2 separate regions of the Homo sapiens genome follow, and region 1 is linked to region 2. The links are chromatin loops, found by intact Hi-C in ENCODE. Cell type or tissue: GM12878. All regions are shown on one strand. Links, peaks and the distances in the headings refer to the core of each region. The heading gives the core; the rest is flanking DNA. Region 1 overlaps EML6 (EMAP like 6). Region 2 overlaps CLHC1 (clathrin heavy chain linker domain containing 1).

The links. A loop is a pair of places that touch in the nucleus more often than their neighbours do. Peaks named below come from ENCODE experiments on the same cell type or tissue, not always from the same donor. Only the 100,000 strongest peaks of a DNase experiment are listed, where the experiment ranks them.
Region 1: a loop joins it to region 2, with 7 times the contacts of the local background. A loop is called at or near these places in 7 of 110 quality-filtered maps.

What each region holds. Positions count from the first base shown.
Region 1 is chr2:54,762,409-54,765,339 of GRCh38, reverse strand. All of the region lies in intron 2 of EML6 (EMAP like 6), which reads right to left. Among named protein-coding and RNA genes, the nearest start is that of EML6-AS1, 13 kb to the right of the region's middle. In GM12878, for the core only: a CTCF peak has its summit at 1,499 (motif pointing left); no DNase peak of the experiment used is centred there.
Region 2 is chr2:55,174,190-55,177,120 of GRCh38, reverse strand. CLHC1 (clathrin heavy chain linker domain containing 1) reads left to right here. Exons shown (of 13, transcript NM_152385.4): 13 at 1,135-2,931. The coding sequence ends at 1,331. Among named protein-coding and RNA genes, the nearest start is that of CLHC1, 57 kb to the left of the region's middle. In GM12878, for the core only: a CTCF peak has its summit at 1,342 (motif pointing right); no DNase peak of the experiment used is centred there.

The sequences.
Region 1 (2,931 bases), core at 299-2,798, 410 kb after region 2:
TCATAACAAGTTTTAGCCATTGTTTAAGAAGATTTAAAATTATGTCAATCCATACTAAAAATATAAGATCAGCATTTCTCTTCTTAAAAATACCCTTGTAAGTAATTTCTAGAGATCTGCTTATGTGTGTTAAATTATACACAATAAGTTAGAGGCTGAATATAATAAATATTTACTGCTTCTAAAACTTCTACGATCACTTAAATTTAAAATTCAGGTAGTTTTCCACTCAAAGGAAGATATCCAGAAAATATATTATTACGAGAAAGTGGGAAATAAAGAAAAAAAAATTCTAATGTAGGCAAAAGAGAGGAAAAATTTTAAAAATGGAAACAAACACTGAAAGCAAAAATATTAGCTAACTATTCATATGTGTGATTTAACCATCTCCCACTAATCAAATGCCAACAATCCCAGGTGGAAAAAATTCACTACAAGCTTTAATGGAAGCACTCATGAATAAATTTTGGCATAAGCAGTTTTGTAAATAGAAGAGGTTAAATAGGAATCTGGCATCTCCTACCATGCATATACCAAATAGAAAGAAAGCTGAAAAGGCCACCATGGCCTTTTGCTGCCCCATTTCCCCAAACTGCGTTTGATTCTGCCCTAGGCAGAACAGTATTTAACCAGTCACTCCTGATGAGATAGGTGATGTTCTTAAAAACAAGTTCAGCCTTTAACCTATTCTTGTATTTATTGATGAAGGCACAATTTAATTTTATCTTCCCCAAAGTTAAAGCAGGGGGATTTCACATTAGCCACTGAATTACTAAGCATTAATGTAAGCAATGCAAACATGCCTACACAAGCAACAAGAAGCAGACAAGTGCAATTTAAAGTTAATGCACCTCAAATTCCTTATACAAGTGGAGTGCCCCCAGGTTTCACGAGCAATAGGGATAATGAATTTATTTGTGATTGCTTTGGGGGGATCAGATGTTGAGTTAATTATCAGCTCAACTTTTTTCCTCTTGGTCTAATCTCGCTAATTCTATATTTACTTTAAATGGCTCTCATTTGAATTTTCCAACTTCATAACGTGTAACTAATAATATTCCCACTATGTCTACTTTGTGCCAGTTTGTTTTGTATTAGGAAATTATATGGACTTAATCTTATTTTACAGGCAGACAGGCACACAGCATAAATGGCCGCTGTCTATAACCTTTCTAAAATGGCATATTGAAAATAACTGGACTGCTTGGAGGTTGAATGATGACCTTGGACAGGTTACTTAACTCAGCCACTTTTGCCAACCTAAACAAAATAAAATGCTGACTAGAGGGCAGGAAGTTAAGAAGGTCAACGAGGGAAAAGGCCAGAGGCCTGAGAATGTCCCTGTCCTTCAACTTCTGTCCACCCCTGGGTCAAAACCCTACAAGATGGCACAGAACAACCAACGGAGTTTGGAGAGGCCTTCAGGGCTGGAGATCTTGAACCTCACTTCCCAGCCTCGCTCTGGCAGAGAAGGGAGCCTGAAGGCAGCATCAGAGCCAAGGTGCCCCCTAGTGTCACGCCCTGAAAGCACCAGAGCCTTTCCAAACCCTCACCCTACCCTGCCAGGCCTGCTGAAGCTGTTTTCCGATGAAATTAATGTCATACCCAATTTTTACCTTAACCACTTTGAATACATTCACCCTTTTAGGCTCCTGGTAGAAGGAGAAAGACGATTTTCATTCTCCATATTTTCTATGACTTGGAGAACAGACAGTAATATCTCTACCCACCTACCCATCCAAAAACCACACAAATGCACCTAGCCAAACACTGTGTTTGATTTTAAATTCTCAATATTCTTTAAAAGCAGATTGCTAACTTAAAAGATAATAAAATGAAAGAAGCTTGGAATACTTCTCTGAGTATATCTTATTTTGTATAGTCTGGAGTTTTGGAATCATGTTAAAGTTCTATAAACATTCAAAAATTCAATTAGATCAACAAGAATAGAGGGAGAAGCCTAAAACTGAATGTAAACCTAACTGTATTCCAGTGAACCCAACTTTATTTAAAATGAATAACATAACCATGCTGAATTTTTAAAATACAGAACTAATCCAAGTAACTTCTGAACATAGAACTTTGACTATTCATGCTCAGTGTAAAGAAATATAAAAGAACTGCAAATAAATCTTGAACTCTTCTTAGCAGTTTGTTTTTCATACTCGATGGGTATACAATCCTGAAACTATTTTATGCACATTGCAGGATGGATCAAATGAATAAATGTATTATGTTTTGTGAGCCAGACTTCTCACTATGGAAGAAAAGAGACATAAATAATAAATGGGAGAAACCAAGGAAGAATGTAGGGTGGGAAGCTGTGTTGGAATTGGGGGGTTACCAGTATAAACTTAAGATGTTTAAATGTATCTCTATCTTTTTAGCTATATATATGAGTGTGTAGGTATATATATTCCCCAGCTCCATCTGCTGAAAAGGTCAAGAACAATGACATTCTGGCACAGCAATGATCACAGATCACAGTTCTTAAATACCAGTCCCACTAAAAGAACCAGAATTTCTTGGAGAAATTGATTCCAGTGCTAGGGAAGGGAAAGTACAAAATGGACCTGGAACAGCTATGATGCCAAACAGCAATAAGATGCTACACAAATTTATAAAGCATGTCAGAAGGACAAAGGAAATAGATAAATGGAGTTCCTATTGGCCCTGGGGATAATCTGAGCATCAAAATAAATAAGGGCAGGAAGCACTTTATTATAGCAGAATGTCAACTAATAAATATGGAAGGAACAATGGAGTTTTTAAAAGTCACAAATTCAGACATAAATTAGCAACGGATACTAAATCTGGAGGTGGGAGACGCTTGGGGAGTAAGATATTTATGTGGAGTCTTAAAAAGCACTTCCACTCAAATTACTCTATAATTAGAAAAGAAAAAAATAGTAACTATATGATAGAGAAAAT
Region 2 (2,931 bases), core at 310-2,809:
CGGGTGGATCGCTTGAGCTCAGGAGTTCAAGACCAGCCAGGGCAACATGGCAAAACCGTGTCTCTATGAAAAAGATACCAAAATTAGCCACATGTGGCATGCACCTGTAGTCCCAGCTACTTGAGAGGATGAGGTGGAAGGATCGCCTGAGCCCAGGGAGCTCAAGGCTACAGTGAGCCGTGACTGTGCCACTGCACTCCAGCCTGGGTGAGACACTGCCTCAAAAAAAATGAGAGAGAGAATAATTAAAACTCACTTTTATTTTCTTTTCATTAATTTAATATAGGAAGTTGAACAGACAACTTCATTTTAAATTACTTGAAAACATATTTTGGAAGATAACTTTATATTTTGAAATTATCATTACAGATATCAACTAAAATATTTTCATATAAAAATAATAATTATGGTAGAAATAAAATTATAGTGATGACAGTATTCTAAAAAGTGATCCTCTTTTATGAAGTACCATAAGTAATGCAGGTAATAGATAAGAAATGAGTTCCATAAATTGATAGATCACTAAGATATTTTTAAAAGTAAATAATATTAAATTTCTTTAACAAACAAAATGATTTTATTTCCTTAAGAAAAATATTTGTTATAGAAGCCCCATCATTAAGAGTTCTCCAGCTAGAGACAGGATAAAGAGTTTGTCAAAGAGTTTCTTCAGTCCTTGGGTTAGCTCCACTAAGGCATTTATATAAGTGTTTGAAATCATGAAAACTTGACCTATAGGTTTACAGTTATTTCATAGTTTCTAGTGGTGCCTTATAGACTCTGTGAATAAGGATGAGCCCACATTCATCACTTTCTGAGCTCCTGCCTTATAGCCTTCAACATCTGCTGCCTTAACAAGAAGGAGATGAGTGGAGATGTGAAATGTGAGAAGTGGTAGAGGGTTGAATTGAGACATGAAGAGGTTAATGATAAGGGAGGAGGAGAAGGAACTAACACGAGTACTTACCATGAGCTTGACTGAGCACTGCATGTTATATCATTAATCTTAGGGGAATCAGGTAGAGTTTAACAGTAACTGAGTTGAAATTATGTCCTTTTCTATTTTTGAAGAATCACTAAAGTATAGATTATCAAATAAGTGCCATACTATAATATTGTATTTTTTCCCCACAGATGCAGTAGAAAGTCTTATGATAAATGATTCCTTTTGCTCCATAGAAAAGTGGCAAGAAGTGGCAAATATATGTTCACAGAATGGCTTTGACAAATTATCTAATGACATCACGTCTATTCTTCGATCTCAGGCTGCAGTTACAGAAATTTCTGAAGAGGATGACGCAGTCAACCTAATGGAACATGTGTTTTGGTAGTTCTATATCTTAACCAGCTGAGGGAGCTTGTACAACACCTTATGTATGCTGGTTGGGAAAAACTGATTTTAACGTAACTAACTTATAAATAAATCTAGAGTAAGAAGATCTCAGAAATAAATCACACTTTTGTTATGATGACATTTAGATTTGTCTTTGAAATATTTATACTATTGCTTCCTTTTCCCCATATGGTCATTTCTTATATTGAATCTTGATAAAATCCAAGATTATAACTTTGTGTGAAACAGTGTAGGGCATTTTTATCTAAGGACATAAGCTAATGTCCAGATATATTACTTTCTGGTGATGTAATATGATAGCAAGAACTGAGGAAGGTGTGGGTAGTATCCTGTGTGTTAGACTGTCTTCCCAAACATGAAATGCTACAAGCCTGACTTGACCAGAAAAGCAGGAAATCATTTCAAGGTTGGACTTGCTGGCAAAAACCTAGAGTATAGTAATTTTGTACTGCTGATTTAAAGATGCGCCCCATGCTTTGATATATATAAATATGGCAAAGCTTAGGCTTCTAGTATAAAAGCTGGGACTCTTGGCATGTTATTACTTAGAGAGAAGACCAGTCGAATTTTGCATAGAAGTAGACCTGTGATACCTATAGGTATGGAAAATATGTCATAAGAAGTGGTTTTGGATTATTTCAAGTGTCTGAATAAGTATTTGATTGAAAACTCTGAAAGTTCTGTGCCATGGACAGGTGTAATATTAAAAATATTTAATGATTAGTATGGCATGGGCACAAATCAAGCAGAACAGATACCTAATTAATCAGAACAGCCTTTAGCCCTTATGCCACACCAGAGCTTACTAGCTAAATGTCATCCTTGACCATGGAACATGGTTAAAATGAGCTGCTGGCTGGGCAAGGTAGCTCATGTCTGTAATCCCAGCACTTTGGGAGGTCGAGGCAGGAGGATCGCTTGAGCCCAGGAGTTTGAGACCAGCTAGGTAACACAGTGAGATCCCGTCTCTGTTATTAAAAAAAGAAAAAAAAATTTCAAGTAAAAAATGAAAATGATCTGCTATTAGAATAAGAGCAAAGAGCATAACTTTTCCCATCCTAAATTTAAATTGAATATGTATTTTTATGTTATAGTGGAAAGAAGATGAACGGGGAGTCAGACAGCTTCATATTAAAATTCTGGTCCTACCTCTTACTCACTTATAAAATATGGGCAGTCTTCCTTAGGCTTGTTGTGAGGATTAGTGATAATGTATGTGTAGTGTAAGTGTATAACATGATAGAGGAACTTAGGAAAAGATAGCTGTAATTCCTTTGTAATCGGCCCCAGAAACACACATTTCTCTACTTAGTTTGTACTTACTAAATCCCATATGTCTACTCATTTGTATTTATATGTTTATCCTTCTTTAAAGTATTTGATATATTGGTACAACTTATTGCTGAGATTAAGTTATCTGTCCACACTTGTATTAGGGTTGCCTGGCTTATCTTATAAATTCAGAAGCATTCAAGCTGAGTTTTTAATTTTTCCATTTGGTGCTAAATAGAATACTGGATAATTATAATTCAGCTTTCTAAAACGTAGCATTTTTAAAGTAATACATGTGCATAGTT